Linked DNA regions of Homo sapiens: regions 1, 2 and 4 are each linked to region 3. Evidence: chromatin loops called from intact Hi-C (ENCODE). Cell type or tissue: heart left ventricle. All regions are shown on one strand.

What was found. Peaks named below come from ENCODE experiments on the same cell type or tissue, not always from the same donor. Only the 100,000 strongest peaks of a DNase experiment are listed, where the experiment ranks them.
Region 1: it touches region 3 in a loop (2.9-fold over the local background); 16 of 110 quality-filtered maps call a loop at or near these places.
Region 2: it touches region 3 in a loop (2.7-fold over the local background); 22 of 110 quality-filtered maps call a loop at or near these places.
Region 4: it touches region 3 in a loop (2.3-fold over the local background); 16 of 110 quality-filtered maps call a loop at or near these places.

What each region holds. Positions count from the first base shown.
Region 1 is chr3:123,382,665-123,390,664 of GRCh38, forward strand. All of the region lies in intron 1 of ADCY5 (adenylate cyclase 5), which reads right to left. LOC124909420 (a long non-coding RNA gene) reads left to right here and starts at 3,182. Exons shown (of 2, transcript XR_007096035.1): 1 at 3,182-3,264; 2 at 4,081-4,431. RefSeq lists enhancers at 3,093-3,593, 3,594-4,094. In heart left ventricle, no CTCF peak of the experiment used is centred here; DNase peaks (open chromatin) are centred at 907, 2,577, 3,577, 4,127 and 1 weaker place; H3K4me3 peaks cover 1,352 bases; H3K27ac peaks cover 8,000 bases.
Region 2 is chr3:123,554,469-123,562,468 of GRCh38, forward strand. All of the region lies in intron 3 of HACD2 (3-hydroxyacyl-CoA dehydratase 2), which reads right to left. Among named protein-coding and RNA genes, the nearest start is that of HACD2, 27 kb to the right of the region's middle. In heart left ventricle, a CTCF peak has its summit at 4,780 (motif pointing left); no DNase peak of the experiment used is centred here.
Region 3 is chr3:123,444,158-123,452,157 of GRCh38, forward strand. It overlaps ADCY5 (adenylate cyclase 5), which reads right to left and starts at 4,933. Exons shown (of 21, transcript NM_183357.3): 1 at 3,255-4,933. The coding sequence starts at 4,388. RefSeq lists an enhancer at 3,095-3,994. In heart left ventricle, CTCF peaks have their summits at 806 and 3,886; DNase peaks (open chromatin) are centred at 4,054, 4,677, 5,164, 5,604 and 1 weaker place; H3K4me3 peaks cover 6,458 bases; H3K27ac peaks cover 6,135 bases; H3K27me3 peaks cover 1,419 bases.
Region 4 is chr3:123,370,232-123,378,231 of GRCh38, forward strand. The region is part of intron 1 of ADCY5 (adenylate cyclase 5); the gene reads right to left. Among named protein-coding and RNA genes, the nearest start is that of ADCY5, 75 kb to the right of the region's middle. In heart left ventricle, no CTCF peak of the experiment used is centred here; a DNase peak (open chromatin) is centred at 3,400; H3K27ac peaks cover 7,835 bases.

The DNA.
Region 1 (8,000 bases), 61 kb before region 3:
GACACAAAAGGACAAATATTGTGGGAAGTACCCGGACTAGTCAAAATCATAGAGACAGAAAGTAGATTAGAGATGACCAAAGGCTGGGGGGAGGAAGGAATGGAGTTGGTGTTTAATGGGTAGAGTTTCTGTTTGGAATGATGAAAAAGTTCTGGAAATGGATTCTGGTAGTGGCTGCCCACCATGGTGAATGTACGTAATGTCTGACTGGCACACTTAAAAACGGTTACAAGATAAATTTTATGTCATATGCATTTTATGACAAAATAAAGAAAAATAAAACAGCATAGGTGGAAGATTCAATTTAACATGAAATCCACTCTGGGCCCTGCACTCCTTCCAGGCCCATATCTCCCACCAGCCATCCTCAGCCTCCCCCACCCCCACCCCATGGCCACCCCAGGGCCCCGAGCCTTGCTAACAGGTGACCCCTGACCACCACGCACAACCAATGGCCAAGTCCCAGCCCCGTCCTGGTAGGGGTGAGTGGGTAGACAGGGACACACACGTAAACAGGAATGCAGCCCAGGCCGTAGGGAGGAGTCGCATTTTGGAAATCTGAGCCCTGCTCCCAGGACTAGAAATTCCAGGGAAGCCAAGTCAGTAGCCATAGTGTGTGTCAGAAAGGGAGGGAGGAGGCATCATTCCCTCTGCAGCCAGGCCCACAGCTGCCCTCCTCGCCTCCTCGGGAATGTGAAGTACGTCCCTGTGGCCGTGCACTTGAGGCAAGCGCGAAGGCCCACTCTCTCCACTCATGGCTTTATGTGGCAACTGTCAAGGCTTAGCGGGGAGGGGTAAGATTCTTCTGATCGCCTGGGAAAATGTGAAGATGCTCACAGCTCAGCCTCAATGCCACGGTGAGGTAGATAGGGGCTGCCCTGGTATTCCAGGCTCCCACCTTACTGGAGATGGACAAGCTCTTTAGGGAGAGGAATGCCAGATGGCAAAGTGCCCGCCCACGGGGCTAATTTTAGGCTCATCTCCACAGCAGCAACAGCGACGGCTCCCTGTGCAGAGCCCCCTGCACATCTCAGCTAGGGGGTTTAAACTACTGGGCAACCCAGAGGGAAAGGAAAATGTACACAAGCCCATATCCACATCCACACATGCAGGCAGGCACACACACACACATACACGCACACACACCCTTCCTCAAGGTGCACGTGCACACACACACACTTCCTCAAGGCACGCACACACACACACAAACACACACACACTCTTCCTCAAGGTGCACACACACACCCTTCCTCAAGGCATGCACACACACACACACACCCTTCTGCAAGGCACGTGCGCGCGCGCACACACACACACAAACACACACCCACCCTTCCTCAAGGGTGGCCTTGTAAATGATCTTTTCTGCCCTGCAGAGGGTAAGGGAGTCTGTCCATGCTCCCGGGACAGTAATGACTGCTCCTTAGTCCCTGCAGTTGTGAACCCAATAAGAAACTCCCAAATGTTATTACCATGTGACCCTTAAGATTCCTGAGTCAGAGGGCCTGATGTCACTAGGCCCCAAGAAAAGACCCTGAGGGAGATTTAAAAATAAACAGCCTTTAGCTCACAAGTACAGGTGGGACCTGCTGTCCCCTCTGACAACAGAACAGGTTGGCTGGACAGTACATATTATCAAGGACTTGGGTTAGACTTGAGGGTGAATCTTCCAACCCAGGGGAACCAAAAACATGGAGCTACAGAGGCTCCTCTGGCACAATGACTGAGTCGCCCTGGGTCAGGGCGAGTGCAGCCACCCGCAGACAGCAAGTTGGCTCCATGGCCCCAGAAGCGAAGCCCTGCTGGTATTTTCGCCACTCCTTGCTATGCCCTTTATATACATTACCTCGGGCTCTTGCCCAGGTCACAAGGGCCGGAACTAGGACTCAAAGCCAGGTGTGTCCACAGACACTGCCCTTCCTCTGACCCCAGAACCAAGCTCCAGGGGACTGCTGGACCATCTAAATTTCACTACGCCCACAGATTATTCCTGTGTTGCCCCCTCCCCAGTAAAGCCAAGGGAACTAGCCTCAAGCTCCAGGGCACCTCTTCTTTCCCACCTTCCCACTCTGAAGTGCAGCTCTGCAGACAGTCTCTGAATCCCAAGTTTTCTAACTTGGGAAGCATGAAGAGGCCACTAGTACCACTCTGATTTCCTTGTTATTCCTGGAGCCAACCTTTGTCCTAGGACCCCTCGGCCCGGGAGAGGAAGGGGGACAACAGGACTGTCAGAGGGTGCAGGCACAAAGGAGGACCAGCCCTTCAGTCTCCTTGAAGTCCCTGGGACCCCACCCTGGTCCTCAAAGTCATAATATTTACAGGGAACACTGCAAAGCCAGCCACCCAGCAGCTCTGCCTGGCAAGTTACCGCAAACAGCAGATGGCTCTGAACAATCTGAACGCAGGCCCCCCTCTCCTTACAGCCGGCACCCCAGCCCACCCCCGGTAAGTAAATAAACAAGCAAGAAACTCCAGAACCAGGCAGAAGCACAGCTCTGGATGGCTCTATCTAAGCAAGCTGCCCTTCCTGCAGAGGCCACCCTGGAGCCAGAACCACACATTCACACTGCAGGGGAAAGCCGGTACACATCCTTCTAGGGGCAAAAAATGTCCACTGCAGACACACACGCACACACACACACACACGCACGCACGACCAGTGCTGTAGTCTGTGTGTGGCTGTGAGTATGTGGGAGCAGGGCAAGTAGAGGGGATGGAGAAAGGAGAGGGAGGGAACGTTAATAGAGCCAAAGTGCTTATTTTATTAAAACCTTTTATAAATAAGCCTCACTTAGCCCCAGCCAGACACATAGTCTTGGTGCCTAAAATCATGACTCCTCTACATTCTGGAGACCTAGATGGTGAGACAGGGGTGTGTACAGGGTGGGAGAGGAAACCCACCAAAGTTCTGAATGCCTACCCCTGCCCCTCCAGCTCCCAGAACTCCTGCATGGGGACCCATCCAGCCGCAAGTTAGCTAGAAAAGCTGGAGTCCAAATGCCACTATAACACTTACTGGCTGTGTGATCTTGGACAAGTTACTTAACCTCTCTGTGCTTCAGTTTCTCATCTGTAAAATGGAGAATAATATCTGTAATCAAGAGCTGCAGAGTTAAAGTAGATACTAGCTATCAGGATAATTCTCCCATTTTTCGTTTTTCTTACCTCTCTCTATAGTCTACAAAAAAGACTTCTTTCGTGGACAGGCTGAGAATCATCGTCACCACCATCACCCTGTATCTAATCCCAAGACGGCTCTCCAGGGTAGGTGCTCTTATCCCTATCTTATTGATGAAGACACTGAGGCTCAGAAAGGTTCTGACACTGACCTGAGGTCAAAGCCTAAGTGACAGCGCCACAGGACCGTCAAAGAGGCAGAGCGTGAGAGCCCAAGCAGGCCCATGGAAAGGCTTCCAGAAGATGCAGCTCTCCTCAGAACTCCAGGCCAGGAGGAGGTCAGGAAAGGCTCAAAGGCATGAATGAGCCCGAAGCAGCTCAGCTTTAGGTGGACAGGAGGGCACAGGGCCAGCTGCCAAGCTGGGTGACTCAGCCTTGACACTTTTCTCCTCCTGGGGCCCAGGCACTGAGCCCTGGCTCCCCTCATCCTCGGCAGAGGCCACCATCCTTAACGTCAACCAGGAGCCCCGAGGCCCAGTGAGAGAGACCCCACGGCATACCAGTGGCTCCAGGGATCCTATCTTCCACCCTGGCCATCTCTTGGCTTCTCAGAACACTGTCCTTCATGCTGCCACTCCCCACCCATATGTGCTCTCTGGAAGGAACTGGGGTGCCCCCAGAACTGGCCCATCTTCTACTTAGGAGACATGTTTCAATTTGCTCAGCATAGTCTCGTTATGCCTATTGTCTGGAACAAATTATTAACAGCACCCTCTCTCCTTCCACTCTCAAAAGAGTCCTGGTTTTGCTGCTAAATCATATGGTCACCATACCCCGACCCTCCCTCAAGGCTACCTGAGCCATGGGCCCAAATCTGTTAGCCAAGGAGGGGCACCTCACCCTCCTTGGGCAGTTTCAAGGACGTCCAGGAAACACCCCTGACCAGTCTTTTTTACTTTGCAGGCTGCAGAAACTTTCTTCCCACGCTGCCTGCCAGCGCCCCCGACCCCACCCCGTTTCCTGTAACTTCTCCTAGATATAGCCCAGCTGGGTCTTCTCATCATAATGCAAATGACCCAAGGTCTTAAGCCCGTCAGCGTGGAAGGGAACCTCCAGCAGAAACCGGCCACTCCAAAACAGAGAAAGACGACAGCCAGAGCCATGACCCAGCACAGCTCATGCAAACACTAGGATCCATAAGAAAGTGCTGGACCTTCAAGGAGAGGAGAAACAGGTACTCCCTCAGGCTCCAGTCCATTCATTTCTTCACTACTTCATTCATTCAACAAAAACTGATTAAATTACCGGGTTCAAGGCTGCGTCCCTATAATCAATGGTACAAATATAACAACCCACAGAATTAGGATGTAGATACACACAGACACATGTATGTGTATACACAGATTTTATTATTCATGTGTGTGGGTTGTGAGAGCTATTCCAAGAATAATCTGAAAATCATTGGTATCAGGCTTTGAAATGCATCGATGCTTTTTAATACATTTACCTCCTTGGTGATGTTTGAGCCCATGTGATATTTATTACATTGTTATTTAAATGAGCCTAGACTCTGAGACCTCTTCTACTTTCATAGAAAATGCCAGGGTTGGGGAAACTAGCCAGGGGAAAAAAAATCAATCCAGCCAAATCCATTGACTTGGGAGTAGGTATTAATTGCCCAGGATTTTATCAGCACAGCAGGAGGCTGGGGGTAAACTACAGAGTGCAAAGTAGGTGACAGTAACAACAACAACAAAAAATACAAATCTACAAGGCCGCAGAGAAGCTCATCTCTTACCTAGGAGGACATTCATCCTGACCCGGCCCAGCCCAGTCATAGACAAACATGAGATATTCAAATCAAGGGAAATAGTAACCCCCCTTAAAAAGGCCTATTGCAGATGCAAAAAAGAATTTCCTTTCAACACAACATTAATTAGGCAAACATGTACTAAACCCAATGGCAGGCCAGGCACTCTGCTAGGACTGGCAACATCAGCAATAAATAAGGCCTATCTTGGGTTTTGAGACACATCCAGTCTAGGAGGAGACAGATAAAACCAGGAGAGTACAACAGCTGGTCACGGTGTGTGGTCACACAGGAGCACCAGAAAGGAAAGGAAAGAGTCCATCCCTGAATGCTGGAAGGTGACCCAGGAAGGCTTCCCAGAGAAGGTGATATTTGAGGTGGGTTCTGGAATGCAGATGAGTAGCAAAGGGGGACAAGACACTGGAGGGACAGAAAGCATTCTAGAGAAGCTTGGCAGAAGAGAACAGCTGTTCAGGGGTGTAGGGAAGATGGGGGGAAGCCAGTATTTTGGGCCAGAATGGCAAGGAAGTGATGTGCTCAGACCTGAATTTTGGAAATGTCGCATTACAGCTGTATGGAAGGTGGCCCAGAGCTAAGTAAAAGGCTGCGCAATGGTCCAGATGAGAGATGATGAAGGTCTAACCAGGGCAGGTTGGGAGGGGCCGCGGAGGTTGGAGGAATGGAGGGGACGTTTCAGAGCCAAACCCATCAGCACTGTATGACCAACTGAAAGTGGGAGGCGAGGAGAGGGAGTTGTCAAGGATGACTTCAGTTTCTAAGCAGGCAACAGGGAGAATGACAGGAAATAAGACAGAGAAGAGAGGCAGTGGAGGAGCCGGTCTCCGTGAGGACAGTGGGGTGGATGAGTGAGGGGTACACATGATGGGTTTAAGGTACCCCAGGGAGCAATAACTAACAGGCAGCTGGAAATGTGCAGGTGCATCTCCGGAGAGGCTGGGCCAGAGGGACAGATATGGGGAGGGTTAACAAAATCACAGAGATGGACAAAATGAGCTGGAAGAAAAGAGCCCAAGATGGAGCCCTGGGAAAAACAAATGCTTGAGGAGGAAAAGAAAAGAGGAGGCCAAAACAACAGACAGAGTGGGAACAGCCAAAGAAAGACAAGAATGGGAGTGGGGCCAGAGCAAGCAGTGCCAGGTGAAGGAGACCCATCATGTGGCAGCCAGGGGCCCCCAATATGAGCGGCAAGGGCTGCTTTCACCATGAGGGTCCTCTGTGAGATTGGGGAGGCACATACGCTGAGAACTATCCTGTCAAGAGGGCCAGTGGGGAGTTGGAGGAGAGAGACGTGAGAGATGGAGGCACGCCAGGGAGTGAAGGAGGTGTTTCTATACTGGGGACCTGTGTCCCTAGTTAGCCTCTACAGGAGGGACCTGGGGAAGGAGGCGGGGCGGGAGGCCAGGAGTCATGGAAGGAAGGAGGGAGGAAGGTGGCCAGAAGGAAAGAATGGAGGCCAGGTCAAAGGAGGGAATGCCTTGGGCAGGAGAAGGAACTGGGCTGCTCTGAGAAGCCAGGAGGTGCAGGACGTCGGCTGAGATGGAGAGGGAAGGCTTATGACGTCCTCAATGAGGCAGGAAGTTTATCTGCAAAAACATGAGGGCTTGGTGGAGACACAGGACTGGGAGCTACAGAGAGGACAGCAGTGAGGGCTCAGATCGGCCACTCTGGAGAAGAGGATATGACTAAAACAGCAAATCTCCTCAGAAGATCCTTGCCAAAATGTCTGGCCCAGGAGAGGAACTGGTTCAGAAGAGTTAGGAACGCAGCTTCGAGACTTTCCTCTGGACTAGGATTTGTAGTCCTGACCACTCTCCCTGCCTCAATCTTCAAACCACTTTTTCCCAATACCAGTAGGGTCCATTTGTACAGGGAGAGTTTTCGCAAAAGAGAGCTAAGCACCCCCACACCCCTGCTGCGAGCACACACACATGCGCACACACACGTTCCACACCATGCTGGCCACTCCTGGTTCCATACAGGCCCACATCTGTTTCTTGCTCTTGGTGAAGCCCCCAGCAGAGCGGCACATGTGGAGAGGCATGTGACAAGCAGATGAGAGGGACACTAACCCTGAGGTTAGAAAAACCTATAACTTTCCCCCTCGCTGACCACAGGGTCAGTCAACTCTACCAGAATTAAGTGCTTCTCTGTCCGTGGCTCTGAATAGGACAAACTCCAGCCTGAAGTGAATACCACCAAAAACTAATTTAACGGACAGTGCACAGATGTCCATGCAGGCCTTCTGAGCTGCAACTACAAAAAACAAATGGTGCAGTGCTCGCTGGGGAGCTTAGCTCTATGGGGGGCTACAAATAGCCCTTAGCCTTCCTCAAGAGTGGAGAGAGGAGAGGTACAATGAGGGCAAAGCCGTAGGAAGGGCCTGGCTTCCTACAGGGCCTGTACAGGGCTGGGTGCACCAGGACAGAGCAGGTGTTCCCGGTGATGGGGGTGAGGATGACTGCCAATCCCTGAGCCATCACGATGCCAGTTTCAGTCTCAGGCCAGGAAGCTGGACAGACACTTTGGGCCATCAGCTAGAGGAGAGAGGCCGTCCCCTACGACCCTTCCCCAGCAGATGCAGCTCACAGCCAAGCCTGGCTTTTTCTTGTGGAAAAATGGGGGAAGAAGAGGGAGCTGGTCATACCTGGATGCTGTGCTAGTGGCCGGATGTCAAAGCAGCCTTTATAATCCCCTTGATTGCCCAGTTTGGTGTCCATCTTTTGCTCACCCTAAATGAATGCCTCCACTGCGTCTTCAAGCCCATTTCCCTCCTGTGCCCTCTGGTGGAATGAGCCATGGAGGGCCACCTCCTCATGGGAGACCTGTTTGGCAGGAGCTCTGCTGCCAGGTGAACAGGTGGCCTGTGGGAGCCTAGATCCTCCTAAAATGGTTTTGAGCTTTCTCTGCATCCACAGAGGTGCATTTCCCTGCAGGAAGGATGATACATGCTTAGATTTTTCAGAGGCCCAAAGGAAGATAAAAAGTTGCTTTGGGGGATTAAAAGACACCATGGAGTAAAGACAGAGGGCTGGGCTTGGCCTCCCCTGGGGCG
Region 2 (8,000 bases), 110 kb after region 3:
GCCACTGCACTCCAGCCTGGGCAACACAGTGAGACCCCATCTCTCGAAAAAAAATTAAAGAAAATAAAGAAAACACATCAGGTAGGCAAATACAGCAAATATAACAGAGTATGTAGCAATTATAACATAAATGTAACAGAGTAAGATAAACATACCTGTCATATCAAAAACTATGAACGAGCTTAACTCACCTATTATATGAAAGATTTTCAAACTGGCTCACAAAACAAAACCCAACTCTATGCTAATATTAAAGTGATTGATTAAGGGACACAAAATAAAAGAATGCACAAGGGCATATCAGGCAAATGGAAACAAAAGAAAGTAGAGGGTCATGATTTTGATTCCGATAAAGTAAGATTTAAGACAAAAAAGCATTAAATCTGACAGACTTTTTTAAATGCTAAAGTCACAACTGACAATGAAGAAATAACAGTTATAAATATTTATGCATCAAATAACATAGCAACAACTTTTGCTAAAGCAATTGCTATAGAAGATGCAAGGAAAATTAGAAACACATTAATACTTAGAGATGTTAACAACATTATCATTCTAAGTGCAAGACAGGTCAAGCAGACAAAAAAATAAGTAAGGATACAGAAGAACTTAAAAAAATAGACATTGAATTTTATACCCTGATAGTAAAAATGAAGTAGAAAGTGTATATGCCTTCAAAATTGGTTGGGGAGAAAACTGAGCTAGGAATAATTTTATCTTATTGAGTAAAGAATATGAAGAATGTCATACTGGAAGTCTTAGCCAGTGCAGTAAGACAAGAAAAAGAAATAAAAGGTAAATAAACTGAAAAGCAAGAAATAAAACTGTCTTTGTTCAAAGATGATATGATTATCTATATAGAAGATCTCAAAGAATCTACAAACACACACACACACAAAATCCTAGAACTAATAAGCAAGTATAGCAAGGTCACAGGATATAAGATCAATATATGAAGGTCAATTGCCTTTCTCTGTACCAGCAATGAACCACCAAAATTTTAAAGTTAAAAAAAAATCATTTATACTAACACCAAATAAAAACACATATAACTCTAACAAAACAGAGAATTGCTATGTGAAAAACTGCAAAACAATGATAAAAGAAATCAAAGATCTAAATAAGTGGAGAAATATTATATGTCTGTGGATTGAAAGAGTCAATATTGTTAAGGTGTCAATTATTCCCGACTTGCTCTATAGATTCAACACAATCCCACTCAAAATCCCAGGAAGCTATTTTGTAGATGTTGACAAAAAGATTCCAAAGTTCATATGGAAAGGCAAAAGACCCATACAATACTGAAAAAAGAAGGAATAAAGTTAGAGGACTTCTACTACCAGATTTTAAGACTTATAATCAAGGTAATCCTGGTATTGGCAAAATAATAAACATATACATCAATAGAACAGAGGGGCCAGAAATAGATCCAGCAATAACTGATCTTTGACAATGGCATAAAGACAACGCAATGGAGAAAGAATAGACTTTTCAACAAATCGTGCCGAACAACTGGATGACTATATGTAAAAAAATAAATAAATAAAACTAGACACAGACCTGACACCTTTCACAAAAATTAACTCAAAATGGATCACAGACTGAGGCGGGAGGATCACCTGAGGCCAGGAATTTGAGACTGGTGTGGGCAACACAGCAAGACCCCATCTCTAAAAAATAAATTGAGGCCGGGTGAAGTGGCTCATGCCTGTAATTCCAGCACTTTGGGAGGCCAAGGCAGGCAGATCTATTGACCCCAGGAGTTCAAGACCATCCCTGGCAACACGGAGAAGTCCCATCTCTACAAAAAGCACAAAAACTAGCCAAGTGTGGTGGTGCACGCCTGTAGTCCCAGCTGCTTGGGAAGCTGAGGTGGGAGGATCACCTGAGCCCTGCAGATCAAGGCTGCAGCGAGCCATGACCATGACACTGCACTCCAGCCTGGGTGACAGAGCAAGACTCCGTCTCAAAAAAAAAAAAAAAATGATATACAATAGATGTGCATATTTTCAGGGTACATGTGATATTTTGACATATTCATGTAATATGTAAAGATCAAATCAGGGTAATCGAGATATCTATAGTAACAAGTTTTCAGACACAATACCAAAGCACAATCCATGAAAGGGAAAACTGGTTAAGTTGTACATTATTAAATTTAAAAATCTGTGCTTCCTCAAAGACACTATTAAAAGAATCAAAAGACAAGCCCCAGAGCAAGAGAAAATATTTGCTGAACACCTGTCTGATAAAGAATTTGTATCCAAAATATAGAAAGAATTCTTAAATCTCAACAAAAAAACAATCCAACTGAAAAATGAGCAAAGACCTGAATAGACACCTTGCCCCAAAAGATGACAAATGAGCATATGAAAAGATGTGCCATAGCATTTGTCATTAGAGAAATAAAAATTAAAACAACAACTACCACTACACGCCTATTAGAATGTCTGAAGTCCAACAAACTGGCAAACTGGACTTGACTAAAATTAAAAATTTCTGCTCCGCAAAAGATACTGTAAAGGGAATAAAAAGACAAGCCTCAGACCAGGAGAAAATATTTGCAAAAGATAATATTTGACAAAGGACTGTTATCCTAAACTTAAAAAGACCCTAAAACAGGGGTCCCCAGTCCCTGGGCTGCGCAGCAGGAGAGCAGCAGGTGAGTGAGTATCACTGCCTGAGCTCCACCTCCTGTCAGATCAGCAGCAGTGTTAGATTCTCATAGGAGCATGAACCCTAGTGTCAACTGTGCATTCAAGGGACCTAGGTTGAGTGCTCCTTATGAGAATCTAATGCCTGATGATCTGAAGTGAAACAATTTCATCCCAAAACCACCCCCTCCCCTTATCCCCAGTCCATGGAAAAAATGTCTTTCACGAAACCAGTCCCTGGTGCCAAAGAGGTTGTGGACCGCTGCCTTAAAAGATACTTTACCAGGCTGAGGTGGGAGGGTCACTTGAGGCCAAGACCAGCTTGAGAAAGATAGCAAGATCCCATCTGTACAAAAAATTAAAAAAATTAGCTGGGCATGGTGGCTCACACCTGTAGTCCCAGCTACTTGGGAGGCTGGGGCAGGAGGATCACTTGAGCCCAGGAGTTCAAGGCTACAGTGAGCTATGATTGCTCCACTGCACTCCAGCCTGGATGACAGAGTGAGACTGTCTCAAAAAAATAAACAACAAAAAACACCTCATCAAAGAGGACCTACAGATGCAAATAAGCATATTAAAAGATGCTCTACGTCATGTATAATCAATACACCACTACACACCTATTAGAAGGGTCAAAATCCAGAGCACTGACAATACCAAACGCAGCAGAGGATGTGGAATAAGAAACTCTCATTCATTACTCTTGGGAAAGCAAAACGGTACAGACACTTTAGAAGACTGTTTGGCAGATTCTTACAAAACTAAACATACCCTTAGCATATAATCTAGCAATCATGCTCTTTGGTATTTATCCAAAGGATTTGAAAACTTGCATCTGCACAAAAACCTGCACACAAATGTCCATAGCAGCTTTATTCACAATTGGCAAAACCTGGTAGCAACCAAGATGTACTTTACTAGGAGAATGGGTAAATTGTGGTACATCCAGACAACGGGGTATTATTCAGTGCTAAAATGAAATGGGCTATCAAGCCATGAAAAGACATGGAGAAAACTTAAACACATATTACTAAGTCAAAGAAGTCGGTCTGAAAAGGCTGCATACTGTATGACATTCTGGAAAAGGCAAAACCATGGAGACAGTGGAAAGATCAATGGCTTCCAGGGCTCTGGGGGATAAACAGGTAGAGTACAGAAGATTTTTAAGACAAGCCCCAGAGTGGGAGTGAAAACACTCTGTATGACAGTATAATATTAGATATATGTCATTATAAATTTGTCCAAACCCAACGATTGTACAATGCTAAGAGTGAACTATGGGCTTTGGACAAAAATGATGTGTCAATGTACATTAATCAATTGTAACAAATGTACTACTCTGGTTGGGGATGTTGATAATGGGAGACTATGCATGCGTGGAGGAAGGGGGCCTATGGGACATGTCTGTACCTTCCTCTCAATTTTGCTGTGAACCTAAAACTGCTCTAAAAAAATAGCATATTTTTAAAAATTAATGGAAAGATGTTTACAGTGAATGAAGAGAAAAAAAATCCTCTCCCAAGAAAAGGAAACTGAACTATAAAAATGACATATCACGGTCATACAAATTTTCCGAAGCTTTCTTGCTCCCTTTTAACACATTGTTCAACTCCTGCCACAGAAGCATAAATCAAATTATTCTTTGGCTAAAAGATGACTCAAGTTTTCACTTTTTGGTTCAACAGGATTTACTCAACTTGGTAACTACTTGGTGTTCCCAACTTTGCAGGACTAACCTTGCTTTTGAAGCTAAGAATAGGTGTAAGGTTGACTTCAGACTATCACAAACCATCGCACCAAAGAACTGCTGAAATATGGCACCCATTTTCATCAAGCAAATCAAACTCATGTTGGATTTAAAGGTATCTTATGCTTTACAATTAAGAAATATTTATAAAATAATCTCCATCAGGGCAATGTAGACAGCTCCAGCTTTTCCTTACCTCGAATCTTAAGGATCAAGTCATCAGACAGTGATAGAAAAACATCCATTTCTATTTTCTCTGCTTAACTTGCTCATTCCTCAGTTTCAGCTATTGATTAATTACTATCTATTTTTATTAGAAGTCATCCCGAAGCCCTATAATTTCTGAGAAAAATCTCCTTACTAATACAAGGGTGCCATCTAGTGGTGACCATAGTAAACGTCTGTTACAGAAAACGTGTTGTGTGTGTCCTCTCTCAATTCTGTATTCTGATGGGACTTTCAAAATTTATCTAGAGGGAAAAAGGTAGTAGAACTACTGTACTTGAAATGAATTTCCAAACACTCATACTTTGGCACGTTTAAACATCTAGCGTACCCTCCTTTTACATCACTACTCAGATCATTGACATTCATTTCTGAAGCAACATCACATTTACAGGTTCACAGAATTTCAGAACGAGTGGCTGTAAGGAATGATAGAGATCATCACGTATTCAGTCCAATGCCCTCGTTTTTCACATGTGGAAACTAGGCCCAGAGGGAAGGTGTCTGACTTGTCAAACGACTAGTAATGTTTCCAACAGGGTGTGCCCTGGGTTGATTTCTGACGGACTGGACAGCCAGCTAATACTATCTCATAGAGAAGGCACCTTAAGGTCTCAATAATAGGTTTCCATTCCAAAGAAAGACTTAGTTGTTCCTGCAGGGACAGCAGAGGATAAAATTCCCTGATCTGGGCTCTCTTCATAGCTTTCCCTTCTGAACTCCAACTAGGCACAGAAATCCTCGGGGACTGTTTTTGCCTCATACTTGGGTGCTGCTCACTGAGTGCTTGCAAAGTGCGAGGTACCAGGTGGTGTATACCTGGGTAAGTCTTCCACCCTCCCTGCTCAGGCTCTTTAGGCTACAAATGAGCATGCTCTATTTCTCTCTTCCTTTCCTTCATCTCAGTTACATTCACACAGAGCAGGGAACAACTAACAGAGCTTGGTGTTCCACGCCAAGGAAACCATATGTACAAAATTATGGAGGTGTGAAAAAGCAAGGTTTATTCAGAGAACAGGGGCTGAAGCTTTGTGTATCAGGAGCACAAGATGCAGGTGCATTTTCTTCTCTCCTTGTCTGGAGGGGAGCAGGGAACATTTGATCAGGAGACAACAGAATGAACCAGAGCTAAGGCAGAGGGAGGCTACTAAGCTGGTCTGGTCTGAAGCGCTTAACTGATTTGGGAAAGATTAAAGTTTGAATATGACCACTTATGGTCTTGACCGTTAGAGCTCCATTGTCAGGATGCTGGAAAACTACTGTATTTGAATAAATGACAAAGGCAGAATTAATTGCAAAGGAGGGGAAGGTTGGATTTGGCAACCTCCTACCCAGGCCTCCAATCTCCCCAGGCGGCTCTCCAGGGGTCAGCCTTAGAAACCTCTAAGCAGGGGAGACAGGCTAGCTGCCTGGCTAGGTTACATCCCTTTCTCCCCCATCCCCCTGCCATCACCACCACTAAACATGCTCCCAGGCAGAAAGCAATATTTAAATCTGAATAAGAAATGTTTGTTATCCATATTTGTGACAGGGGTCCCGGTAAGAACAAGGCTTAAAGAGAGCCAGTAGAAGCTGCGCCAGCCCCCAGAAACTAAAAGGGAGTTAGAGCTTTGGATTAGAAACTTGTTCTTTGGGGATGGTGGTTTTTATACTGTACTGTCTGTATTTTGGGTAATTATTCCTTTTTGTCTCTTTCTTACAATTTGGTAAGGTTCATTTTTAAAATGTCAGCTAAGTGGAAACAATGCAGTAATGTTTCTGTGCCCAGCCACACTGCTGAAGGCTGGGCACAGGTGTGAAAGCAGAATTCCAGGAGAGAGAAATTTGGAGGAATTCCCCCCTTCCCTCTAAGATGCTCTCCTTCCAGAGTTCTCTTCTGCTAAAATTTGGTGGGTTCTGTGTCTGGTTTTAAAAATAAGTGATGGCAGTTCCTTTACAATACTGCATTGTGAATGACTGATAAAAACTTGGCCCTCTCAAAGTAGCGGGGGGGCAGAGGAGGGAGTGTTACAGTTCAAGGGAGGATTCAGTTAGCTCTAATTAGTGGGCTGGAAAGATTTTTTTGGTAGGAAGAGGGGTGGGTCTCCCTAGCGGCTGCTCTGCTTCCTACCTGGCAACCTTTGTTACCTAATAAAATCAGTCTGGAGCCATACGCTACCGATGAATATTAAGGTGATTATGATTTTTTTGGAATTCACTTAAAATTTTTTAATAAAGTGTCTTCTGTTTGAGGGAGGAGTGCAAGCTGGCACACACAGCAAATATCTGAAACCACAAATCCAGGATATCCTAAGTGAAAGGTCTTTTGTCCCTGCCTGTTGATGAAATTAAAGTGCAAATACTAAGCTTTAGATATAACTCTCTGGGCTGTGACTGAGCTACAATTTTCTATCAAAAGAAAACTTCTAGAGTTGGTAGTACAATTTCTGACATGAAAGTTCACTAAATGCACAGTGTCACATCTTACCAAGAGTATCTTCAGTTCCACTACCTGCACCTCTAATCCCCATCCATAAAGAGGGGAACCATATTGCAGAGTCAGCTGAGAACCATAGCCCCCATGCCTCTTCCACAATCTAATCTTGAAGACGACACAGAAAAGATATAACACTTCTTAATACTTCATTCAACACAAATCACACCACATGAATAAAAAACCACAACTCTTCTTTGCAGTATTACGGAAAAAAAAAAAAACATATCTCAGGGTGGGTTTTGGTGTCTGTTTATTTTTTGAGACGGGGTCTCACTCTGTCGCCCAGGCTGGAGTGCAGAGGCACAATTTCGGCTCATTGCAACCTCCGCCTCCTGGGTTCAAGTGATTCTCCCACCTCAGCCTCCCAAGTAGCTGGGACTACAGGCGCCTGCCACCATGTCCAGCTAATTTTTGTACTTTTTGTAGAGACAGGGTTTCACCATGTTGGCCAGGCTGGTCTCAAATTCCTGACCTCAGGTGATCTGCCCGCCTTGGCCTCCCAAAGTACTGGGATTACAGGTGTGAGCCACCACGACTGGCCTATTTTTTAAAATTCTCATTTCTAAAAGGAAAAACACTGAATAAATATAAAAGCTTTGCAAATCTTAGATTGAGGGCTGCAGCCACAGCATTTGAGAAATCCCATCCTTCTATTATCAATACAAAACAAACCACCTACTTTGAAAAAGTTGAGGTGTGGGAACTCATTTACAGCTACACAGAAATGAGCCCCTCCATGGATTTTAGTTGATTGTTTCTGGAGGCCGTATTTGCCAAGTTGCATTGTCACAACCGTGAGCAAGACGCAACCCCAACTCATACTAAGAATGAAGGGCCCTGAAGTGCTCACTTGCAAAGAAATTATAATTTAAGAAAATTAAGAATATGAAAGAGTTAC
Region 3 (8,000 bases):
GTGTTTGGCAGATGCTCCAGTGTTATTTATGGTATGGGTGTAGCAGAGGGACTTCTAACAGGCAAAGGAGGAGAAAAAAACAACCCCGTGACGCTCCTACTATACCCCAGCGAGGAGACAGGAGTCGACAGTGAGACAAGAGCACAGCAGAGGCTGAGAGGCCTCGAACAGGGAGGGAGAGATGGGAAAGCAGAGCCTGCAGGAAGGCAGCAGAGAGGTGAGGTGGGCAGACAGTAACAGGGATCAGAGGGAGAGGGAAGAGAAAGGAAGTCAGAGAGGAAAGGAGCAGGCAGAGAGAGAGAAGGAGCCGAGGGGGAGGGTGACAAACACTATGGACAGAGCCAGAGGGATGGAGAAGGGAAGAAACACCATCCCACCAAGAGGGGCTGTGGCACCTTGTGTCCTGTTCCTCCCTTGAGTCAAAACTGTCAGGAGCCACTGGTTAAGAAACCAAATGCTTCTCCTAATTGGAGCCAAGGGCAGAGCCCCACACATAAGAGAGGCTGAAGAAGAATAAAATACACAGGTCAGATAATGATGTTGAGGACCTGAGTAAAGGGGGAGAGGTCCAGCCTTGCAAGAGGAGCAGTGAAGAAATGCCAGTCCAGTTTACTGAGGGCCTACTATGTGTCCAAGCCACCGAAGGGGGAATTCCCAAAGCCCCAACATAGGAACTGCTCATTGCCACCCATTTCCCTGGACATGTGTCTCAACAAAGAAAAGAACAAGGCATCTAATCCCAACCACTCTTACATGCCTGCTGTTCTGGAGTAACCTGAGGCAGAGGTTAATGCTGGACTTCCCCCACCAGCCAGCAGGGTTTGCTCAAGAAAGACAAATTTTATATGAGGCATAATCAAAAGGGTAAATCAAGTACAAACAAAAAAAGATACAGTTTTCTCTGAAGCCAAATAGAGGAAATGTTTGCATTCCCTTGTCTTGAACCACTCATAACAAGCTCTGCACCACTCAGGGAAGATCATATAAAGTAAGTGTAAATCCACCCAAAATCCTACAGCCTTGCAAAAGTCTAAAGACCACAGTGGGTAAAAGAACAGGGTAGGAGCCAGTGGGGGTGGGGAGAGAAGGGAGAGGGATTTGCCTAAGGAACCAGAAGGAGAAGTCAGTCAGACAGACACTCTGTTGCTGCAATGGTATTTTCATGCTAAGGTGGAATTGGGGCCCCCCCCAAGGCTCAGCACCCCTTTCCTGGGATCTGACTCCAACCCCCCTCAGGAGAAACCATACCTACAGCTGTAATCAGACCCTGTGTCCCAAGTCTGGTTCACAAAATACCCTGAACTATCCTGAAAATCTCCATATGGATGACATGCCCCTTCCTCTGCAGAAAAGCTACATCCACCCAAATCAGGAGCAGTCCCCAAAGATACAACAACCATCTGAAAGCACGAGTCCTCGGGTCAAAAGAGTTGGGGCTTTTATAAGCACTAACAATGGTAGTAACTTTTAAACCACCACCTCTCAAAAGTCTTCTGCAAAGCTGGTCTCTAAAGATTTTTTTTTTCTTCTCATCTCAGATCTGAAAAAACTTTTAACTTAGCATCAACAGCCCCACTTACTCCATTCACTGGACCCCAACTATATTGGCAAGCAGTTATTAAATCCCTACTAAGTATTCTGCACTGTGCTTAGGTAAGGGTGAGAGAATAGAGGAGGAAAAACACATACACCTTGGGATTTGTGCATCCATGGAGGTTACACTGGACAGACAGCAAAACAAGTGGACACTGGAAAATGAATAAGTGCTCCACTCTGTGCCTCTGACTCTATTGTTAATCATACAGAAGACCACGAGGTCAGTGTGGCTGGAATGGAAGAAGAAGGTTCCTTGCAGGGGTACAGCTTGGGGCAGAGGACGTTAGAAGTGGAAGGGACATAAACATTCCTCTCATTCTCTAGAAAAGGTAGCAAAGGCCCAGAGAGCTTGTGTGTCCCCTCCGTCCCAGTCACAGAGCACCCTGCAGGTTCAGCTAGAGCCCAGAGCCCTGAAACCCATAACAGTGCTATTCTCTATGGAAGAATACTATGTCCAGGAAGCCAGGGGACACAGGAGAGCAACTCAAGAAAGATGCGGTACTCAAGAGGATAAAAGTCTAAGAGAAGGCACTAGAAGAGGGGAGACAGAGGAAGGCAATGACAATGGAAAACCCTTAAGAGGTTCTATTCGAGAAGGCAGACACCAGTGGGCAGATGTGTGCACTGGGGTCCAAGGTGAAGAGACTTGCCTGTAGCAAGGGCCCAGTGGACTCTCACAGTGGAGCAGCATGCAAACAAGCAGGTTCAGAAGCAATCATGGATGAGGACCAGGAAACCAGACCACAGGACACTAAAGGGAGATATGGTATGGATGGCAGGGGGGCTCCTCTCACCCTGAGGTCAGGATAGCCAACATGCCCCTCTCACAGAAGCCTTTAAGAGAGTCACCAGCTAACCAGGCAAAAGTTGTATTTCTTCCTGAACCTGCAGTTCTAGACTCACCCAACAAATCCCAGCAGGGATAAAATGTCCCTACCACAAGCAATGACCAGGGGCACCCACTTGAAGGGGTCATGATGTTCAACAACAGCTTTCTGCTCAGGCCGGAAGGGGAATTGCCACCACACACATCTCGGAGGCTCCTTCCCACTTTAGCGAAGGGCAGGTTTTTGGCTTGGGGCGCTCTGCTAACTGAAACAAACTTGTCAGTCCTTCTGCAAGTTCAGGGATATCTCCAGCTACCAAATCCCCAGCCTTAGACAGGTGGCAGGCTCATGCTACCTCCTCCTTACCACTGAGCAAGGGGTGCAGGGTGTCCCCTCACCAACCCTCTATCCAGGGCTGGATTAACAAAGCAGCAGTGGCACTCACGAGGGGGTGGCTGCTAGAGGGTCCAGCCACTTTCGTTAGGGGCCTTTTGTATATAGGAACAGAAGCTCAGGAAGAGATGGGAAACACTCCTTATAATTTTCTCCTCCAACCTTCCTCACTGCATTCCCACAGTGATGGCTACAGTTCAGTACACGTTATCTAAGGGGCAAGGAACACTGCAAACGACACAAGGGCACTCTTTTTGTAAATGAAGCCGCTGGGGCTCAGAGTGGGGTAAGAAGCTCCCAAATAGCCTACATGGCCGAGCCCTGTCTCTCTGGCTCTTTTCACCATTCGAAAGGGTGAGGGTGGGATCCCTTTCTTTGGAGTCCAGCTGAGGCCTGCCCGCCCCGCAATCCAGTCCCGGTGGCCAGGTCGGCCCCTACCTGCTTCAGCAGGAACTGGTCCTGGGCGTTGGTGCGCAGGGCGATGGCCAGGTGGAGGGCGGACAGGAGCACCCCGCTGAGCACTGCGGCCCGCATGCGCACGGGCAGCAGCGTGTAGATGGTGTAGATGAAGAACACGGTCCACCAGATGCCCTCAGAGGCGCTGCGTGGCTGCGGCAGCAGCAGGCCCACCACCTGGACGGCCAGCACCACGGCGATGAGCGCATAGCAGGCCAGGCCCATGTGGTCCTGGTGGAAGGCGGCGCGGTTGCAAAGCACAGCCATGATGAGGATCACGCCGACGGCGGCCGCCAGCACGGCCAGGTAGGGCAGCTGGAGCGGGGGCCGCGCCGCGTGGAAGGCCAACATGACCAGGCACACGAGCACCAGCACGGCCATGAGCATGGTGAGGCTGCTCTGGTTCAGGCGGAAGAAGTAGCGCTGGTACAGCCGCTCCAGTTTGTCCGACGGGAACTTCTTGGAGCGGAATATCTGCAGCAACGCCAGGCAGCAGGCGCCCAGGGACAGCACCGCGCCGGGCCCCGCGCCCGAGCCCGAGTCCGCCGAGCTGCCGCCATCCCCGGACCCCTCGCCGCCCTCGACGGCGCCGGCCTCCAGCTCGTCGGCCGCGCGCCCCTTGCCCCGCCGCTCCTCCAGACCCACCTCCACCGAGCGAGGGCGCACCTCCGTCCCGCCCGCCGAGGCAGCCGCCGCCGCCGAGCCGCCGCCGCCGCCCGCAGGGGGCGCCCGGGTGCTGCCCCCGCTGGCCGCGCCCCGCCGCTGCCGGCGGCTGCCGCGACCGCAGTCGTCGCCGCCGCGCTCCTGCCAGGCGGACTTGGAGCGGAAGCTGAAGCCGAAGCCCCCGGCCAGGGGGTCGTCACCGCTCAGCGGAGGATCGTCGTCGTCGTCGCTGCGCCAGCGGCTGGCCAGGCGCTGCTGCTGCTGCGGGGTCACCGCCCCCCCGGGTTTCTTGGTGGAGCCGCGGGCAGAGCCCCCGGGGGCATGGGGGTAGCCATTCGCGCGGGAATCGGCCTCGCCCCACGCAGAGCGGTGTTCGGGGCCTCCCCGGGGCGCCGGCGCCGCAGTCTTCTGCGCCGCGTAGCCCGGGGGGCTCACGCTTTTGGAGCCGGACATCCCCCCCTCGGCCTCGTCGTCTCCTTCCTCCTCCCCCGGAAGCCGGGCCGGGGGTCTCCAAGGGGAGGGCGGACGGCCGAGCAGGGGGACCAGGCTAGGGTCACACGTCGGGGGCGGCCCGGGGCCCTGCGCTGCAGCGGGGCATCTTGGCACCCCCGTCCTGAGCGGAGGAGGAGGGCACAGCCCCGAGGTGAGAAGTAGCTGAGGATCCGCGTCAGAAGTCCCAGGTCCGAAATGGAGTTGCCTCCGAGGTGGGGTCGCAGGGACTGGTCTGGCTGCTGCTGCGCCGCACGCGGAGAGACGTCCGGGATCCTGGCTCGCGTCGAGCTCGACGAGGGCCGGAGTTGCGGACGAGACGGGACGGAGTGGTGTCCTTGCGGGCGGTGCCTCCTCGGGCCGGCAGTGCCCGGGCGCGGCGCTCGCTGATTCCGCCTAAGCGGAGCCCAGCTGCTCTCGGGGCTCGGCGGCGGCGAGGGCGGCTCGGCGGGGGTCCCGGCGAAGAGACACTGCGGGTGCGCTTTCCTCGCAGCGGACTGGGAGCGACTGGGAGGTGCGGGCGCCAGCCAGCATTATTTTCTTACGAGGGGTGGGGAGGTGGGATGGGAGGTGGAGAGGACGGGGGAGGGGGCGACGGGCGGAGCAACAGCTCCGGAGCCCCGGGGGGGAGGGTCCTGGAGCCCGGGGGGGCCGTTGCCCGCATCCCCCACCTCTCGCGGCGAGAGTGGATGCGTGGCCCCGGCGAAAGCCGAGCCGAGCCTTCGGCGCGTCCGCGCAGGGGGCGGGGTCCGGGTCAGGGACCGGCTCCTGCGGTGCGGCCCTTCCCCTCTCGCCTCTCCCTTTCCCGCAAACGGAGCGGGGCCGGCCGGGACCTGCCGGCCCGGAGAGCTGTCGCGCCCGCTTCGCAAGCCCCAAGCTCCTCGTCGCCGGCTGCGGGCCCACCGCGGCCGGCGCGGAACGACTAGGCGGAGGACGGAATCCGGCGCAGCGCTGCCGCGGTTCTGCCCCGACGCAGGCAGGCTTCTCCCGGGGAGTAAGGCATCCAGAGATCCAGCGCCGGGGCTCAGAAGCAGCCGGCCCAGAGGGGCCCGCCTGAGAGCCGCGGCGCCCGAGAGGCGCTCCGGGGGGGCCCGCGGGAGCCCGGCTCAGGGCGCGCCATGCACGCTTCGGGCCCTGCGCCGCTCCGGCCGCTCGCGCCGCTCCTCCCTTCTCGCCCGCTCGCCGCCGCCGGAGAGCCCTCCGCATCCCCTCCTCCCGCTGCCTCCCCGCCCCCCGCGCCGCCCGGGCCTCGGCTCACAGCCGCGCGAGGCCGCCTCCGCCCCCGGCCTGGCCATGGCCCCAGCCTCGGCGCCCCGCGGGCATCCTCAGGCCTGGCCGCGGGCACCCCAGTTCCCCTTCCTCACCTAAAATTCTCGCTGCGCCCCTCCCTCCCTGGGACTAGGAGCCGCATCCAGCCTGCGGTCCCGTCACCAGACCTGGGTGGAGCGCGGTCTTCCCCCGCCCCCGGCCAGGGCTCCAGCGCCCCCAGTCCTAGCTCCCCTCTTTTGTATCCCCCTTTAATCCCCCTCCCCCCATTTAACCCAACTTCAGCCCCGGCGCTGCGCCCCCCTTCCCTGGCCCGGCTCGATTGGCCGCTTCCGGAGCTGTCAGACTACAGTCCGGCGCTCTTATTGGGCGATTCTCTGGCCCGGCGGCTGTGCCAAAGGAGGGCGCACCGGGTGGGGGGCGCCTGGGCAGCGAGTGCCTCAAGGAGAAGGAGAACAGAGTCCCTGGAGGGGTCTCAGGGGCCGGAGAGCCAGACCCGGAAATGGACAGGGGAGATGCAGAAACAGGACTTCTGAGACGCAGGAAGACAGTGATGGAAAAGATGGTGATGCAGTGGGTGAGGCCGATGCAGCCGGGGCGGGGCGGACAGGGAGGCTTTGGTGGGTAGTTACCAGGAGAAAGCCCCACAGTGAACACTGGAAACACCTGGCTTTTATAAAGCGCTCTTTGCCTGTTCGTAAAGTCTCATAAATCTCACTTGGTTCCCGTCAGTAATCCTAGGATGAGACAGAGGACAGAGACCGTGTAGCTATTCCCAGCTTATAGATGCAGAAACTGAGGCTCTGGGAGCTTATTCAACTTGCTATAGGTCACACAGGTCTACTAACTTGGCACCCAAAGGTCCTTCGTCAGCGCCAGACTGCCTCCCTAACCTAACAAGGTGTTAGCAGGAAGGATGGGCACCTGAGCAAGCTGGCGTGCCCACTTGGGGGGAAGCAGGGGAAGGGGAAAATGGCTAGATACACAGCACCAGCCACAAGAGGCAGGAATGGAGAGAAGGATTCGACTGCTAGGCAAAAAGGACGTAGGCCTGTAGAATGATGTGTCTACCCAATTCCCTTTGCCCCCAAGCTGTCCTGCTGGAGTTCTGACAGTCTAAACCCTGGAGAGGTGGGAGACCACACTCCTACCCAGCCTGGGGGTAAACAGCTTTTACTTTCCCCTTCTTCATCCTCCAACTCTCTCCCCAGAGCTTCTGACAGGGAGCCTAGAGGTCTAAGTGAGCTTCCTTCTTTGTCTCTCTCTGCTGGTCATCTCTGCAGACTGGAAGATAAACCTTGCCAGAGTTACAAATTGGGAGGAGAAAAATTCCAAGAGGTCAGAATAAACTAACCCTTGGGTAATCCAGCCTTTGAGTATTCCACTATTAGCCAAGTTGTAAAAAAAAACATGAATTTAGTCAATAAAAATTCTAGAGAACCCTCAATGTACAAAGCATTGTGCTAGTTGCTACCAGGATAGAGAGATGACCAAACTCTAGACCGGGAACAAGTCGAACAAGTCAGTGACGGAGAAGAGCTAGCCACTATCTCTAGGTCAGAGCAAAGTTCTGGGTTCAATAGAAGTGCAAACAGCACCTCGGGCATTCAGAGAGAGGGGGTGTCACTTCCCACTGTGAGGGCCAAACAAGGGCCTGGAAGTCAAACCTGGGTCTAGCAGGGAAGGATGTCTAAGAAAGGGAGGATGGACTAATTAATATTTACTAAGCAACTGTTGTATGTCTGTAAACATTTTATTGTCAGATAACTATTCTGAGGAAGGTTATCCCCACTATAAAGATGAGAAAACAGACTTAGGGAATCAAAAAGTTTGTCCAGCCAGGCATGGTGGCTCATGCCTGTAACCCCAGCACTTTGGGAGGCTGAGGCAGGCAGATCATCTGAGGTCTGGCGCTCATGACCAGCCTGGCCAACATGGTGAAACCCGTCTCTACTAAAAATACAAAAATTAGCCGGGCGTGGCGGTGTGAGCCTGTAATCCTACTCTGGAGGCTGAGGCAGGAGAATCACTTGAATCCGGGAGGTGGAGGTTGCAGTGAGCCGAGATCATGCCATTGCACTCCAGCCTGGTTGACAGAATGAGACTCTGTCTCAAAAAAAAAATAAAAAATAAAAAGGCCGGGCATGGTGGCTCACGACTCTAATCCTAGCACTTTGGGAGGCCAAGGCAGGCGGATCACGAGGTCAAGAGATCGAAACCATCCTGGCCAACGTGGTGAAACCCTGTCTCTACTAAAAATACAAAAATTAGCTAGGCGTGGTGGTGTGTGCCTGTAGTCCCAGCTACTTG
Region 4 (8,000 bases), 74 kb before region 3:
GATTATCACACCACCGCCCCCTTTAGAATAATTAAGATTAACCGTTTTATTTAAAAATAATAATTTTTAAAAGGCTGTGGCAGAGACTGTAAGTTGTCCAACTAAATTCCTTGCCCTGTTCTTCCCAGGCAATACACAGTCACTGGGCACATGGCTGCCCAGCCACAGACAGCATTTCTCAGCCCCTCTTGCAGCAAGGTGTGGTCATGACTATGCCAGTGGGGTATGAATGGAAGTGCTACATGCAGCTCCCATGTCACCTCCCATCCCATTATCAAACACGTTCTTCTGGGCTACAACATAGATAGGCTCCAAACCCAGCTTTGACCATATGAATGAGGATAATGTCCTTAGAAGTGGTGGAGCAACCCCATGGAACTGAATCATCCTACCAACCTGGACCCCATCACTTTGAGACTATGACACAAGAGAAATAAATTCCCATCTTCTTAAGGCCACTGTATTTTGGTATCTCTTTGTTACGGCAGCTTAGCCTTGACCCCAATACACCTGCAAACAGCAGAGGTTTCTAGGTCTGAGTATCAAGATGGCAAGCCCCTATCCCATCCCTCCCTCCCCTTTGCCCTCTCCGTTCCTCCCCCACTTCCTCCTCCTCCCTTCCCACCACGTGCTCTGGGGCAGAAGGGAGAAATCACAACACACAGGGCACACAAAGCCAAGGGAAGGCAGGATGAGGCTGGAGGTGTGAAAACACTAAGGCCACTCCAAGAATGGTTGAAGGCATCTGAGCAGTGCTCCTGACAAGACCTGGGACTAAGCCCAGAAACCAGAGCAGAGACAAAGCAGACAGAGGGGCTGATTCTCAAGACGGAAGGAAGCACAGTGGCCAGACTCTGCACGGTAACAAACAGCGGCCCAGAGGAAAGAAGGAGTGAGCTCTGCAGTATCTCAAGAAGACGAAGCATGCTGTGGGGAAAACGTGGGATCTGGTTAGGACCTGGTATCAAAGCTCCAAGTTCACATCCTTTTTCCCCTGTGTGGTGGTGACTGAGTAACTTAACCTTAGTAAACCTCAGAATCTTCTCCTACAAAATAGGGATGATACTATCTACTTCTCAAGGACTGTGTAAAGATTAAGATGATGGACTAAATAAGGTGATAATATAAAATGTCAGGAAAGCAATTATTCTTCCACTGCCTATCTAGGTTTAGTAAAAGCAAGAAACTGAGAGCTCCAACCAGTCGATCGCAGTCCCCTGAGGAGAGTGGAGAAGATAAGAACATCGGCAATTTGTCAACTGTCTTGAAGCACCAGGCACAGGCCTGGGTGCTTTACCAGAGTACTGTCTCCCAGGGGAAGTGGCACGCGGCCGGACCCAAGCCGGGTTCTGGTCCTGAGCCTCGGGGCATTGCACATGGCAGCCGGTATCTCTCAGCCAGGCCTGGAGGATGGGGCAAGAGCTGGGGATGAGGCTGCCACTTCTGCACCCATTGTGGGCAATGCCTCAGGGCACTCCCCATCAGCAGCGAAGGCCAGGCCAGGTGTGGGTAGCATGGGATCTGAAGCTCAGTTTCCTGCCTGATTGTCCCCCACCCCCACCCCTGCATATCTACACAGTGAAGGGCAGAAAAGCAAAAGGTGCCCCAGGGCCTCCCCTCAGGGATAGCTGGGCCCTGGGCTGCTCCTAAGCCAGATTTGGGGCAGGGGAGAGGGGAGTGAGGGGATTTGAAGAAGGTGGGCAGGCGAAGTCCCTGGGGTCTGCAGTGAGCACAGAGGAGGGCTTGGGGGCTTGGGGCCCTGCCCCACCTTCTGCTGGGCCATTATGCAGAACCTTTGCCTCTTAGCCCCTTGTTCATTCAGCTGGTGTTCCTCTGCACTTGCTGACACTGCACTTACTGCTGGACTTGTCCAGGAGCCCTGGTTGTCTCCTGAAAGGTGAGCCTCCATGCTGGCCCAACACTTCTCTCACCTCAATTTGCCCCATGTTCTCTGCTCGAGGGCCCTAAACATTGATGCTCGTAATCCTAGCTGCCAAAGGACAGGCATCCATCAACCCCCAGCCCCAGGGACCCCCTCACCTCTCTCCCAGGACTCAGAAGCAGCCCACACTGCTCTGACCCCCAACACATAAGCAGAGAATGACATTCCCCAGGATGCAGGAAGATCCAGGGAAACATCACAATGCCCAACTGGGCAGGCTATCAGCCCACGCATGGCACCCACATCCTGAGGGCACCCAGGCAAGGAGATAGGAGAGTGTCCCTTTTCCTCCCTATTTGGAGGAAGCAGCACCCCTTCCCAGAGGGAAAAAGCCCCGAGTCCTCAGAAAGGCAGACTGGAGTGGAATTTAAGCCCACGACACCAGATGCTATTCCTGGCCACATGCCTAAGATGACAGAGCAAGAGTACCTCAAGAGAAACACACATGCCTGCCTCCCACCCCTAAAACCACTGGGTGCCTGTGCCCCACACCAGCAACAAGGGCAGGTAAGCCCATCTGGGCAAGAGGCTGGCAACAGGATCATTCCTGAAAGTCAGCTGTCAGTCAAAGTCTGCACCAAGGAAGCTGCTATGAGAAGAAACCCTGGGTGTGTCCTTTGTACTCTGCTATCCTAAGCAAATGACCACTCCGTTAAAAAATCAGCATTGGCAAGTCTGAACGTGTGTCAACTGGTTTTTAAAATTTTTTAAAAGAAGGCCACAGCTACAGCAGAAAGTAGAGCCAACAAAGCCACCTTTGAACCCAGACAAGCTGAACCCTGACAAGCAGAGGAAAAGGCAGGGATACTGCGAGAGGTGGCAATGCAACACTCAACCACCTGTTCTCTCCTGCCCGGTTAAGGTTCTCATTCACTCTAGGAATTATCCACAGCAAACCATTCCTCCAAAGCCAGCTAGGCTGGGGCCAAGTCTCATGGAGCTGCCAGTACCTCCACAGCACCTAGCATGCAGCAGGTATTCAATAAATGTTCGAGTAGGAACAGGGGCACACAAATCAAGTAATGACTGGTGTGTCCCAATCACAGCCATTTCCAGGCAGCTGGTATGTACATGAGGAATACAGACTGATCTGACTTCAGCATGAGCCAAAAATAATGAAGAGAGGAAGTCTGCTATAAATCATCTAGCGCATTTAGAAGTCCTCTGTCGCTGGGCATTATCCATGCCATTGGCTTTCCTGCTTAATGCAGCAAACTGGATTGATACCAGAGGGATGGAGAACTCTTCTTGGAGTCTCCAAGTCTCAGCTGGGCTGCCCCAAGAGCCAAAACAGAACTGGAAGGATGAAGGCCACGGAAGGGACAGATTCTCACGCCCCCATCCATAGGGTCTCACAGAAACGACTCCTTGCCCTGAAGGACGCTGGGGAGTTAGGACAGAGGTCCTTGACAAAGGAGTGAGTCAGGTCCCTGTTGTGAGCACCCCAAGTGCTAGCACAAGTCACTTAAGCTAAATTGCTCTTGTCAAAACAAGCCCTCTGCCAGCACTCACGAGGCTGGGCCCGGCTTTCATCACCGACACTTGCTGAGCTGTGGAATTTAGCCAACAGGCCAGAAGCATCACGCCCCCCCCCCCCCGACCCCCCCGCAGGTAGCAGAGGATCAGGACTGGCGAAGCATAGGCTCTGGGCTGGAGCTTTACTCCCATTTCTACCACAGGGTGATTTGGCAACCTTGGGAAACATCTCTTTACCTTTTGGTTCCTATAAAATCAGGATAGGGCTTCCGCATATTCGATGGAGAAGTTTCTAGTGATCATATGGTCAACTCCCAAATCTCCATATTAAGGGAGGCAACAGTACATGGGCAGCACCATGGGACATAAGCACTCATGGTTAAGGTAGAAAACACAGGAGAAACCACACAAGTGGATGCTGAAGAATGACATGGCTAAGTTCAGATTGCAAATGCCTCTGTCGGCCAAAGAGGTCAAGACAGGCATCAGGGAGGGGGTAAGGTTTGGGCTGGGAGCTGAGTAGGGTTGGGGTGTGGAGGGGAAACTTTTGAATGAAAACAACAGTCCTCAAAAAATCACAGCACAGGTGGGGCAGTGAAGAGGCCACCATAGCAGGATCAGAGAGCGACAGATGATGAAGCTGCATCAGTCAAATGGCCCAGATGGTGAACCACTGTCTGCCAGGATGGGAAGCTTGGCTTGGTCCCACAAGCAATAAGGAGCCACTACAAGCTGGTAATGGGGGTTGTTTCATGATATTTAATAACAGCTACTGTCTACCAGATGCTTACAGTGTGCAGGTATAGCCTCATCTAATCCTCGGGACAACACTATGGGCTGGGTGTAATTAGAATTCTCATTTTACAGACAAAAAGAAAGTGAGGCACAGTGAAGTTAAGCAACTCGCTCCAGGCCACACAGCTAGGAAGTAGTGGCACTGGAACTTGAACCAGGGCCAACTGACTCTGAAACCCATGGTCTTAATCACTGTGCTACACTGGCTCCACCCCAGAAGGAAGAACTATTTGTCTTCTTTGGCAAAAGGGGGGCAGCAGCATCTGTCTGGAGGCTGGGTCTGCAGACTAGGAATGCTGCTGCACTCAAGAGACGGGGCTGGGGCTGGGAGGGAGGGATGAATCCAATAGATTCTATAAGGGAAGTACTGGCAAGATTTGGGACTGACCCACCCAAGCCTGGGGAAACTTGAATGTTTATGGAGACCTTGACAGAGACGGAAAGTTGAGAAGGACACCAATTATGGGGCACATGATGAGCTCACACTGAAGGGTTGAGAAGTGCCCATCAATGGGCACTCATATCTCTCCTTGAGAAGTTCCTCTTCTCCCTCTAACTTAGACTTCACCTGCAGCCCAGGTCTTCACAAATTACCCTCCAGAGGAATTAAGCCTCTCACCATCTGTCAGCCCCTTCACAGGCCCCATCCCCTGGTGACACCTCCACCCCTGCCCCCAGCCCTTTTTCAAGGGCAGCACATCTGTCCCGAGGAGAAAGGGCTGGGATCTGGTTAGTGTCGGCTCACTGCTGAGAAGTTCGACGTGGAGGACTCATTTATCTTCCAGTCTGTGTGTGTGAAAGTATGCATGAGTGTGTCAAGAACCTGCAGATATAAACAGCTCTGCCTCAGAGAAGGAAGCATACTCTCATTTTTCCTCAGTGGACGACAAACAGAGATAAACCAGACGCTAAGTTTTCTCAGGTCCTGTTGCCAGTAATCTCAGCCAAGGGGGCACTGGCAGGGCATGCTTCCTGAAGACTCTGGGACCCAGTGGTCCTCAAGGCATCACCCCAACAGCTCAGTGCACCCTGTTTTTGGGCTCAGCCACCAGTCTGGGGCAGGCCCCCCATTCCCAGTTCTCAGAGCAATCTGGAGAATGAGGGATATTTATAATCCAAGGTCAGCTGGCGCCATCTTGCTTCTTGGGAAAGAATGTCTTCAGCTAAGAGTCTGCCCCAAGAATGCTCGAGGGGTCAGAGGGACGAGAGGTCTCCAGCAGGCCAGTCATTCTAACAGCTTATTTCATCCTTCAGTGTTTCCTGAGGGCCAACTGTGCTGGGCACTCTGGCATGTGGGGGATGCTGGATAGGGCATTTGTGTAGCAAGTGGATAGCTGAAAGGCTGGGCAGAGTGACCACGAGGGCCTCATTTAGCCCTGGGTAGTGAATGCCTGTTCACCTGTCCATGTCAGTATGTCTGTCCTACTATTCTAGTGATTCTTAGGTACGCACTGTGAGGAAGGCAGCCCACAGTCCCAGAGCTGGGACTCCACGCGAGCCTTTGGAGCATGGCGGGAATCATGGTACTGATGGTGATGAGGAGTTTTAACCCAAAAGCTGTTGAGAGCATGTGTGCAGTAGCCCTGAAAGGCCTTAATCCGCCTGCTCACCAGGGCAAAGGCTGCCCGGGTGCAAGGGAGACTGGAGGTCTGCTGGGCAGTCCTGCCTGTTTCAGCGGGATTGTGACTAAGGCAGCCCTCAGTTTGGGGGCCCACAGAATTGAAGAGCAAGGAAATGCCAAGAGTGTAGCTGAGATGGCCACAGTTAAGCTAAGGGGCTACTGCACACATGCTCTCAACAGCTTTTGGGTTAAAACTCCTCATCACCATCGCTGCCATGATTCCTGCCACGCTCCAAAGGCCTGCGTGGAGTCCCAGCTCTGGGACGGTGGACTGTCTTCCTCACAGTGAGTGCCTAAGAATCACTAGGACAGCTAAGGGGTTCTTGGCCTTCGTGCATTTGTAAGAGAAATCAAAATTTCTTCAAGGAGGAGCATATGTTCTTTCTGCCTGAGGCCCAGGGTGGTCTCCAAGTCCAGACTGTATATTTTTGAGAAAAGTGTCATTAGAAGGAGGGGACACCTATTCCTAGAGGTCTCACCCCACTCAGGGCCTCAGGACACTGTCTGCTGAGTGGAAATCACCGCCAGCCAATGGGCCACCCTCCTACTATGTGTGTGCCCACAGAGGCCCAAAATAAATAACAATGAACGCCTCAACCTTAGTCCCAGGTGGCCCCAGAGCAGAGTGGCTGGCGTGAGTGAAGATGATGAACTGGCCAGAAGGAGGATGAGAATGGGGAACAAAAGTCTGGGCAGGCAGGAGGGGGAAACCAGGACGAGCCCTCAGCAAGACCAGGCAGGAAGATTACTTTTCACTGAAATAGTCCCAAAGCCTAATTTTAGACAATAGTTCCTTTCTCCACTAGCATTCTTCCAAGAACTAGGTTTTGTATTCAGTGAACTCCTGTCATCCCCTGGGGGAAGCTGCATCCTCTGGTGTTTGGAGTGCTTTTTCTCTGTGCTGAGCCAAACAATGAGGAGATGTGCCCCAGCAAGAAGAGGGAAGGCTCGGCTCCAGCCCTTCTAAAATTGCACGCGTGTTCTCCGCCACACACACACACCTGTCCACCTCCAGCTGACAAGCGCACAGCAGACAAGAGCTGGAGCTCCACACAGCAGCCACGATGATCTTCTCAAAACACACATCGGATCATGTAAACTGCACTTCCTCTCCCACTTCAAACTTTGATAGAACTTCCAAGTCTCTTGGAATAAAAGCTCCTTAATTCAGCTCTCCGGGCTCGAGTCATCTGGCTCCTTCTGCTCTCCAGTGTCATCTCACACCACTTCTTGTTATCACTGCCCCTGGCTCCAGTCCCTGCTCCATCCTAACAGGGCTTCTGCATGTGCCAGCCCCTCTCCCAAGAAAACCCCACCCCACCTTTCTTTGCCCAGTTACCTCCTACTCTTCCTGTGGACTCAGCCAATATTCAATTCCTCTGAAAAGCTTCTCTGACCTCTCAGAGTGGGTCCCCCCACAACAGCCATCATAGGCCCACACCTCCCTCCCTCTGAGTGCTGTGGTCAGCCACCATTCTATCATGACCAGTGTGATTTTCCATCAGTGTGCAACTTCCCTGCTAGACTGTGAGCTCCATGAGGGCAAGGCCTGTTCTGCTCACCACCTGGGGAAGTTGCATCCTCTGGTGTTCCAAGCATGGAGTGCTTTTTCTCTGTGTGGAGGCAAACAAGGAGACATAACCCAGCACGAAGAAAGAAGGTGCTTAGCACAATGCCAACCTGGTGAAACCCTGTCTCTACTAAAAATACAAAAATTAGCTGCGTGTGGTGGTGTGTGCCTGTAGTCCCAGCTACTCGGGAGGCTGAGACAGAAGAATCACTTGAACCCGGGAGGCGGAGGTTGCAGTGAGCCGAGATCATGCCACAGCACTCCAGCCTGGGCGAGAGTGCAAGACTCCATCTCAAAAAAAAAAAAAAAAAAACTCAAAAAATATTGCATGAATGAATGGATACATGAATGAATGAACAAACAAAACAATCAAACTGGTATGAGCTTTGGGCACTCTGCAAAGCTTTAAGTAAAAGCACTCAACCAAAGCTTCTGAACAAAGCTAATAACCAGCTCAGGTATAGCAGTCGCCTGCTCTCATTCTCACCATGAGCCCAGAAACCGTTCCTCTCCACCATCCTGATAATCAGCACCCACGTGGTCACTCAACTCTCATCTTCACAGTCTGGCCAAATCCCAGTCCCTGGGAGGGGTGG